Linked DNA regions of Mus musculus: all the other regions are linked to region 3. Evidence: chromatin contacts called from ENCODE Hi-C or POLR2A ChIA-PET data. All regions are on one chromosome and are shown on one strand. The core of a region is the stretch at or near the end of the contact, and the rest is flanking DNA. Distances in the headings are between cores, read along the strand shown. Region 1 holds the start of Gucd1 (guanylyl cyclase domain containing 1). Region 2 holds the start of Smarcb1 (SWI/SNF related, matrix associated, actin dependent regulator of chromatin, subfamily b, member 1). Region 3 overlaps Cabin1 (calcineurin binding protein 1).

Region 1 (3,356 bases), core at 520-3,019, 190 kb after region 3:
TGGTAAGCTGGACAATGAAAAGTAATGGGAACAAAGAGTACTACCCCCATTCTCATCCCAGCCATATGACCCTTTATAGTCACTAAAAGGGCTATGATATAGACCCGGAGTGTAAACAAATCACTGTTTACATGGAGTTAAATAAAATGCAAATAAAAGCAAACTCAGTCTTTCAGTCACACCAGAAATATCCCAAGTAGTCAGCCACCACATTTGGATAAAGGCTACAGAACCTAATAGTACATATAGACCTGAGCCCCAAGGAAGCTAGGAAAAAGAGCTTGCGCTTTTCAATCCAGCGTTTTGAATCCCCACCAAAAAGCAGACCAAAACTGTCAAGGCTACGGTGCTATAAATAGGAAATGTTCATCAAGCAGAGAAATAGGGTAAACGCTCGACTTTAAGTCTCACTACAAGACAAAGACTATGCACAGGGCTTTTAAAATGCTGAGATTGGAAACGACTCAAAACCGGAGCACACCATTTATTTGCATGAGAAGACTGTAAGGATGCTAAACACAGTCTCTCTCTCTCGGTGAGGAACCACGGCTTTCAACTTTAGGAGTGTGGGTTTCCATGCTGAAAATGGTAGGGAAACACTGCAGGATGATAGCCAAAGGTTCAAAAAAAAAAGAGTAGCATCTACAAAGTGGATCGAACATATAGCACGGCAACTTGATTAAACTTCTGCAGCAGCGTGGAAAAGAGGGCCACTGCAGGAATGGGAGTGGAGGCAGGGATGAAAGGGACGTTGTAAATGATGATCCAAAAGGAAAGGAGGTAATTAGCAAGAAATGACTGCCCGTAAGCTTCGGAAATCGGTGACCTGAGAAGGCACCGAACGTGCAGACTAGGCGTAAATTAATAACTGTTCAAGGGTTCGGGAGATGAGCTTTGGATAGGCCCTGGCTTCCCGCCCTCCGCTAAGCAAGCCCCGCTGAGCTCCTCCGCAGCGGCCCTTCCAGCTCCTAAACCCCCTGGGGAAGCCCTGGCCTCCTCTCTCCCGTTAGCCGCCTCTCCTCACCAATTAACTGCAGGCTTTATTTTTTTTCCGGTTCTGGCACAAACGTTAGAAGGCGAAGGCGAGAGAACGACCGGCCCGACTCTCACGAATACCACGCGCTCCCAGAATGCCTTGCGCAGGCCCCTCCCTTTCCTTTAAGCCTACTTGCCCTTCACTCTCACTTAGCCGGCTGGGGAAACCAGGGCTCTAGCACAATAGTTCCGGCACCGGAGAGGGCCCGGGGGACCGCCGGAAACACCAATCCTGGAGCCCAACAAGGGAACATGGTAACCCTGAGTACTGTAGTGGCGGATTGGGCGGGATCTGGGCTTGAGCCCAGTGCTCTGGGGAGACAGGAAGTGAGGCTTGGACTAGAGATTTAAGCTTTGGATCCGGCCACCGGCAGGTAAGGGACGCACTGAGCCCTGGGAACTCTCATTATTCCTTGTCTGGGTAAGAAGACCTAAAAGGAGTCGGGAAAGTGTTCCCTGGAGTCTCGATAAGGCACTGCGGAGAACCAGAGCTTCCATCTGAGGCTGCAGAAGAACAGACCTAGCGGAGGGAGAGCGTGGGGAGCCCACGTCGCTAGGGGAAGGGCTTTGGGGGCGGGGCTCGGGGAGGGGCGGGGCTCGGGGAGGGGGAGGGGCCCCCGGAGCGTTTCAGGGAAGGACCTACGGGTAGCGGGTTCTGGAAGGAGAAGTGGGGGTGGAAGGGAAGAGGCGTGGCTTATGGAAGGGGCGGGTTTCCAGCGCCCAGACCTGGAAGGGATTAGGCGTGGCTTGAGGCGGCCTAGCCACCGCCTACCCGGCTCTGAACCGCGGTGGCGGCGGCGGCGGCGGAGGCGGAGGAGGAGGAACTCTGCGCTCACTGGCCGCGCTCGCTGCCCAGCAGAAGTCGCCGCTGCAATCAGCTCCAGGCCGGGGCCATGGGCGCCCTGCGCCATCCGGGTCATGAGGACGGAGGCAGAGGCAGCGGGGCAGCCGCTCGAGCCCGGTCAGTGCCTCTCTTCAGGGCCTTGCCTTCAACCGGGGGAACGGAGGGGGACTCCGCCCTAGAGCCGGGCAGGGTCTGGCCGCGCGCGACCTTGGGTCGTCTGCGGCCTCAGCCCAGCCTGGAGCTTCTAGTGGGTCCTAGCTAGGTGGATATTCCTTCTCATCTCCTGTCCTCCACTTAGGGTCGTTCCTGAGTCTCCTGGGGCTTGAAGCCCAGGGAGTGCTGAGAGCCGTCAAGTGGAAAAGTCCAAGGGGCAAAAAGGCACAACCTTGTCCAGAATCGAATAGCCCTGCTTGAAGCACGTTGGGTGATCCTATTCCCCGGGGAACTGTGGAAAGCCTGAGGCCGAGAAAGAGGGGGAAAGAATGGCTTGAGAGCTCTCAGCAAAGGGGCGGGAAAGAGGGGGAAAAGAATGGCCTGGGAGCACCCAGCAAAGGGAACATCTTTTTCTCAGCGCTTTTTGTCTTGGTACTGTTTTGGTTACTCGCTTACTGGTTCCCTCTGCCCTGAGGAAACCCGAGCCCCTTTGCTTACTCACGAAGTGGGGACAGCGGGAAGTTATGGTGGAGCTTAACACACAAGAGTTGATATTAATAAACTGTAAACAGTTGAGGTGCCATCTCAGGGGAGGGGTCAAAGGTTATGGGACCCAAACCCTTTAGTGTCAGTTGGCATCACGTTCAGGGAGTGGTTCCTTCTGGTTGTAACCTGGAGGAGCTGAGCTTGGACCTGTACTGGGATTACATATTTACTTCTCCAGTTAGCCACCGCTGTGAACTTTGACTAGATCATTGCCCCTATCTTAGCCTCAGCAGATAATGGCTCACTTGTGTAGGGTGACTAAGAGGTAGATGCAGTGTTAAGGTGTTTATAGATAGCATAGAATTAATCTTCATAAATCCCAGTGAAGTAGGTGACCGCTGCTTTCAGTACCTTTTGAGGTGAGCAGACAGGCTGAGAGGGTTAAAGAACCAGGAAGAGCTGTCTGTCTGCTTTCTCTTGTGGCAACCAGACAGCTGAAGCTAGGTCAGGGCTTTCTCCAAAGCAGACCCTAGGTTTCAGGTAGAGGACTGTCTTGGCTTAAGGCATCAATATCCAAAGCAGTTTTGGGCTCTGAATGCCAAAGCTGTTATCAGGACAAACACCAAGGCTGCTTCTACCCTTATCACCTCGCCCCAGAAAGCATCTTCCCTGTGCTAAGCAAGATCAGGATAGTTAAGCAGGGATGTTTGCCTTGTGAGGCCTCAGGATGTAGGGCTTCTAAGGTTCAGTGAAAGAGGAGAGACACCGGAGTCTCTTAGGACCCTGAGGAGCAACTGTCCTATACCACAGTTTAGAGGGCATAGTTCAACTAATTAGA
Region 2 (2,926 bases), core at 196-2,695, 220 kb before region 3:
ACTGGCTGTCTCAGCAAAAGCAGTATCATTTTATCAGATCATGCCTAACTACTGGGGGTGGGAGCTGAGGGAGGCATGGTCTCATTATACATCCCTGACTGTCCTGGGACCCACAGAGGTCTGCCTGCCTATGACTCTGGAGTTCTGGGATTAAAAGTGTGAGCCACCCCTGGCCCTTAACCCTCTGGTTCCCATGGCTGTGAGATCAGTGGGCAAACTCCTGGTTACCACAGCCTTTCCTAGTTCTTTAACATCTCCTTCATCATGACCCCAGTCACAATTGCAGTCTCATTAGACTGACCCTTATGAAGCTGGCCACTGTTTGTCCTGCTGCTTTCAGAGAAGTGTTTGTATTTTGCACATCCCACCATGCCCCCACCTCCCCTACACTAGGTTGTTAGTCCCTTTGCTCCCATACACAATGTCACTTTTACTTTAATGTTCTGTGGAATACATATTTTATGTATCTAAGGAAAATCTAGAAAGCACAAATGAGAGAAAACGTATTTGTCTTTCTGAGACTGGCCTGATTTGTTTAATATGATATCTTAGTTGCATCCATTTTCCTGAAAACAATGTAATTTCACTTTTGTGGCTGAAAAACAAAAAACACATGTACACACATTTCACACTCTTTTTTGTTTTCTGGGACAGAGTTGCTCAACATATCCCTGACTGTCTTGGAACTGAAGCTAAAAGCTTGCACCACCACACCCAGCCTAGACTACATTTTCTTCATCCATTCCTCTATTGTTGAATAGCTACCTAGGCTAGGCTATAACTTAAGCTCCTGTAATAGTGCTACAATAAACATTAAACATTTTGGAGTCACGGCTCTGTTCAACAGGGGGTGGACTGCTTGGACACGTTCCAGAAGCACTGTCTTCTCTCGGGGCTGTTATGCCCCAAGGCGGGCAGAGGCACAGACCAGGGCTGGGCTTGTGGGCACCAAGCTTGCAGAGGTAAGGAAGGAATGCAAGTGCCTCCTCCCGTTCATCTGGCACATCACCTAGATCTTTGAATAGTACCAACCTCCATCCAGTATTGTCATTCTTCCCATCCCTACTGCCTCGGGAACTGCTGTTGGCCTGGAGTGGATAGCTAGCTATTCCTAACGCACTTTCGGGTGGAAAACCTGAGGCGCTAGCGTGGGGTCGCCATGCCCACCCAGCTTCCCTCGGGCTTCCAGATAGAGCGGTCCTTCTCCTCGCTTAACGTCTCATTTTTTTCCTTCATCCCGGGGCGGAGTGCCAGCTCTGGCTATGCGACTAGGAAAGCTACCGCCTGAGTCAGGGCCTCAGTGGCTATTTCGGTCGCTGAGAGGTTTTCCTCCTTACCCGCCCAGGGAGGAAGCCTAGGAAGCAAAAAAGAACTCGGGTCCCTTTAAGGGCTTGCGGGAACGCGCTCGGCCTTGAGTCGCGCAGGCTGCGGCGCGCACGTTAGCGTCAGCTTCTCCACGCATGCGCACCGAGGGCGGCCTGCTCGTTGCAGAGACGGCCAAGGAGCCCAGTAGTGACACGAGCGCTCGCCCGGTTCGCCCGGCTTGCCCTGCCCGACCTTCACCTCCAGGCCTCCGTTCCTTTCGGTCCGACGCGCCTCGGCCCCGCCCTAGCCCACCGGATTCTTTCCAGCTCGACCCCGGCTGCCGGTTTCCCCCGCCGCCATGATGATGATGGCGTTGAGCAAGACCTTCGGGCAGAAGCCCGTCAAGTTTCAGCTGGAGGACGACGGGGAGTTCTACATGATCGGCTCCGAGGTAGCCCGCGGCGCGTTCTCGGCTTCCCGGGCAGCGGCTGGCCGGCTCGAGTCCCGGGGCGGGCTAGTGCTCCCCGAGAGCGCGCCTCCATTCATCGCGGAGGCGGGCGCGTGCTCGCAGCTGGGGCGTGGCCTGGTGGGCGTGGCCGGTCCCGCCTGGACCGTCCTGGGTTTTCTTTACCCACTTAACGTTGTTCAGACCCTAAGCATCTGTCCTAGCTTAGAGCGTCGAGCCGGTACACTCTAGGCAGATGGGGAAAGGATGTTCGGGAAGCCCCTGGGCGCTTGGAAGTGGAGGTGCAACACTGCCCTTGAACCCTTTGGCAGCTCTCGTGCACCCCACTGCCCCGGTCTCGAAATCTCTACTTGTAAGCCCGAAGCTTAGGAAAGCCTCTTCCCCTTTGTGTTGTTGCTTGCGAGGTGGACTGCAGAGAGCTTTTATGATGTTTAGAAAGTGATTGGACATGTTTGCTTTTGAGTGGATTGAGGCCCTGAGGTCGGAAGCACTAACGTTTTGGAGATCAGTGAACTAATTTTGAGTTTTTATAGGGGATAAATCTGAAGGGTCGCTAACCCAGAACCCAGAGCTAGAAGAGACAGCTTCTGTGCAGTCAGGTGGACAGGGTTCCTTAGGATCGCACCTGTGCGCCAGCCACTACCCTTTTCACAGGGGTCGCATATCAAAGATCCTGCATATTAGGTATTTACATTATGATTCGTAACTGTAGCAAAAATTAGAGTTATGAAGTAGCAACGAAAAAAGTTTATGGTGGAGGGGGTCATTACAACATGAGAAACTGTATTAAAGGGTCACAGCATTAGGAAGGTTGAGAACCACAACCTTAGAAAATCCCTTCAATTAACCCTAGAGACCAGCCAAATCTTTGTGTTTTTTTGTTTTTTTTGTTTTTCTTTTCTTTTTCTTCTTCGAGACAGTTTCTCTGTGTAGCCCTGGCTGTCCTGGAACTCACTCTGTAGACCAGGCTGGCAGAAATGTGCCTGCCTCTGCCTCCTGAGTGCTGGGATTAAAGGCGTGTGCCACCACTGCTCAGCTGAAATTTCTTTCTTTCTACCTTTTTTTTTTTTTTTTTTTTTTTTGGTGCAGATTGTCTATCTCAAACTAACTTCATTCCATCTAAGGGCAACCCCCAACCAGTTTATGTCTCTCCTC
Region 3 (3,317 bases), core at 346-2,845:
ACTAGGCTCTGTTGTTTGTCTGATTTCATCCAGCCCCTGAGCCATCCTTCATTAGCTGGTCGCAGAAAGAGGGTACTTTTATCATATTGCGAAATGTGCCTGGCACACTTTCTCTCTTATCTTTGTCTGTTTGCCTCCTCAAGGTCCTCAGTCAGCTGTGCCAGAGAAGATATGGCTCCCTGGGAGAGGGGATGGGGAGGCTCTGTATGCATGCACACTACAGCAACCTACTTATCTATTTATATTTTAAAGTCAGATCCTGACAGGTAGCGCAGGCTGGCTCCTGCCTTAGCTTCCTGAGTGCAGGGATTATAGTTGTATACCACAGGCTAGGCTTCTGGGTATCTTCTAAGAGTTTTTCATTCGTCTTTACCCTATGGCTCTGAAAGAAGGGAAACTTGGCTTCCTCTGGCCAGTTGGGTACTTGATGTGGAACCATGTGTGTCTTCTTGGACTTTGTAATCAGGATTATCTTACCCACCATTTCATACTCACCAGACCTGCAGGAACAGAGAAAAACAAAATCCTGAACTTTGCAACCTCTTAACGTATCTTATTTGAAGAAATTCACCTTTGCTGAGTGTGGTGACACTTGCCTGCAATCCCAGAAATCAAGAGCCTGAAGTAGGAGGATCCCAAGGCCCAGGGCTGTGTAGTAACGTTCTTACTGCAAAGGAGGAGAAGGAGGAGGGGGATGGGGTAGCAAGACAGAGGGAGGGCTCATTAGGAAAAGACACATACTATGCCTGAGGGACCTTCCACGTACACACAATGCTCGCATTGCATTCACATGTATACAATGAAGAGAAAAGAAGTTGCAATTTAAAGTTTCTAATCTTGGGCCTGGAGAAGATGGCTCAGAGAATAAGAGCACTTGCCTTTCTTCCAGGGGACTTAGATCAATCCTCAGCACCCGTGTTACATGGCTCACAACCTCCTCTAGCTCCAGCTTCAGGGGATTCAACACTCTGGCCTCTACACATAATTTAAAAAATACAAGTCTTTCATGCCTTTAGTCTTGGAAGAAGCAGGACAGGAGAAGATACTTACCCTCTTTCTAGCCAAGGATGACTTGGCTAGTTTCTGATGCTCTTGCCTCTCCTAGTGGGTATGGGAGTTACTAGTTTATGTGGTGCTGAGAATTGAGCCTAGGGCTTTATGCATGCCAGATAGAAATCCTAATGACTGGCCTACATCTACTGACCTATGTCGATGGCCATTGCCGTCTTCTATTTCTAATACATGTAAGCCCCCAGCATCCCACGAGCAGGCAGCAGCCTGCCCTGCTGGCTCCGGCTTCCTAGTCTTTGTTGTGTACAACCTTTAACCCCCGGCACTGTCCAGCACTGTGACCTTTAGGTGTTGCCACAGGACTGTGGTGATTCTGGCTCCATTAGCTGTGCTTTTATTAGGGCTGCTTTATACTGTGTTCATCCCTGAGGAGAGAACTGGAGCTACCACAACATCCTCAGTAGCGGTGGCAGCCTGAGCTCTGCCAGCTCTCAGAGCTTCTCACGCATGTGAGAGGTTGGGGAAGTGCATCCCCAGGCTGTCCAGCCTGGCCCCTCCCCTGTGGCTGCTGTGCCTCTCATGGCATTTTAAGAGGCTTAAGAGTGTTCTCTCTGCGGGGTGTTGCTTTTCAGTGGAGCACAACCCTCCGTTCCATCATCTCTTCTTGCCCACAGCATTCCCGTTATAGTCTGGCTGTCTTCCCCATGTTGCTTGTGGATCCGTGGTCCCCTCGTGTTGAAGCATTGCGCAGGCATTAGCTCATTAGGAGTAAATACCCATTTGCTCAAGTCAATCCTCTGTTTTTACAATGATCACAGCTGGGATTCCACCAAACTGGCAATTCCTTTAGGCTGCGAGCCTAACAGCTTGAGAGCCAGTGAGCTAGTGAGGCATTGTGCCAGTGGTGAGATCATCCTGGCAAAGCCTGGATGCTTTCCTGAAGCTCAGTGTTGGTTGGCTATGCTTCTCAGTCTGCAGTCCCCACAGCGTGTTTCCTGTTGCCTGAGATGAGCTGGCCCTGGCCTGGCTCTCTTGGGGATGCTAACAGCAAGGGCATGGCTGCCATCTTCTGGAGACTTTCAGGCCTCTCTGGCATTGCCCAAGCTATTCATGTTTCTGTCTAGGCCAGTGCGAATGCTGTGGGATGGGATAGGTCATTATGCTGTCATTAGCGTGTGTGAGGGGGTAGAGCCTGTGGAGATCCCATGTTCAGGAATAAGGATGCTTGTGTTAAGAAACATGAAATGGGAGCCCTAAGGCAGTAGACTTACTCAGCCATGTTTGTCTAGCATGTCAGTAGCAGATATGAGATTGGAATGTGCACCAAAGACCCTTTAGTTCAAAGTTCTTCAACAAGGGCTAGCAAGATAGAGCAGGTAAAGGCACTCGCTAAGCAAGCCTGTTCCCTGAGGCCTGTGCCTGGAGTCCTCATGTAGATGGAGGAGATGACTGATGAAAGCATTGTCCTCTGGCCTCTGTAATGCTGTGGTTCTCCCCCATGTATCCATTATACTGACTTTTTATATGATTACTGTAAGTGTAATTAATAATGGTCACCATTTCTCAATATTCTCTTTCTACGGAGACAGCAATGGGCTATCAGTCCTGCAGAGGGAGCAGTGGTCCCTTACAGTGGAGACCCAAGATGGAGTTTCTTCTGAGTGTAGCAGGCCTGGCCTTTATCCCTCACTCAGGACTTAGGAAGCCCCATGCCTGACCCTGAAAGTAAGGAAGAGCTTTTTATCAAGTAAGACAATTCCAGCTTTGGTCTCTTCTGTGGCCCAAATCCTCTGTTTTTATTACATCTGGCCAGCTGAACTTAGGAGCTATCACTCACTGGGCTGTGGACCTGACAGCCGTCTCTACTGTGCTACGTGTTGACACCTCCGTCTCATGGCCAGAGCAGCAGAGCAGGTATTGGAGGTCAGAGCTAGTTCTCAGTGTTCCTCTGCAAGTCTCTCTCTTGGCTTGAGGTCAGTGATTGGGCACTGGTTAAGAAAGGGCACCCGTAACCCACTGCAGTGTGGCTCAGCAAAACTATTCAGAATAAAATGTCTGATGGTTAGTGTGTGGCATTACTGATAAATCGTACCTAGTCTCTGTAACAATTAGGAATGGATAATTGGGCTGACATTTTTATGGGTGCCAGGTATTGCACAGGCACCTGTGTTTAATGACCTGTGTAATCATAATGACAGTTTTGGAAATGGTCACTGTTCTTTAGTTTTACATAGAGGGGAACCAAAGTGCAAATCACTGTGGCATGGATTTTAGGTTTTCCAGGCTCGAACAAAGGAGCAGGATTT

What was found. Hi-C counts contacts between places; a loop is a spot of excess contacts on that map. ChIA-PET counts read pairs that join two places held with the same protein, here RNA polymerase II (POLR2A).
Region 1: a loop to region 3 is called in a map of left cerebral cortex, with 2.7 times the contacts of the local background. The contact joins the promoter of Gucd1 here to the enhancer-like site in region 3. A Hi-C loop is called at or near these places in 1 of 37 maps with a recorded cell type or tissue (left cerebral cortex).
Region 2: POLR2A ChIA-PET joins it to region 3 with 18 read pairs in Patski. The contact joins the promoter of Smarcb1 here to the enhancer-like site in region 3. POLR2A ChIA-PET finds 5 or more read pairs at or near these places in 2 of 5 experiments (Patski and embryonic stem cell).

Annotation. Positions count from the first base shown.
Region 1 is chr10:75,515,794-75,519,149 of GRCm38, reverse strand. It overlaps Gucd1 (guanylyl cyclase domain containing 1), which reads left to right and starts at 1,769. Exons shown (of 6, transcript NM_175133.2): 1 at 1,769-1,996. The coding sequence starts at 1,954. Snrpd3 (small nuclear ribonucleoprotein D3) reads right to left here and starts at 1,108. Exons shown (of 4, transcript NM_026095.4): 1 at 1,025-1,108.
Region 2 is chr10:75,920,133-75,923,058 of GRCm38, reverse strand. It overlaps Smarcb1 (SWI/SNF related, matrix associated, actin dependent regulator of chromatin, subfamily b, member 1), which reads left to right and starts at 1,445. Exons shown (of 9, transcript NM_011418.2): 1 at 1,445-1,756. The coding sequence starts at 1,664.
Region 3 is chr10:75,703,025-75,706,341 of GRCm38, reverse strand. All of the region lies in intron 26 of Cabin1 (calcineurin binding protein 1), which reads left to right. All of the region lies in intron 2 of Gm40696 (a long non-coding RNA gene), which reads right to left. Among named protein-coding and RNA genes, the nearest start is that of Gm40696, 7.5 kb to the right of the region's middle. Within about 2 kb of position 1,595, at least 2 of the 3 ENCODE cell types and tissues checked have a DNase peak (open chromatin) inside an H3K27ac peak, as active enhancers do; they include left cerebral cortex, where a contact is called at or near this core.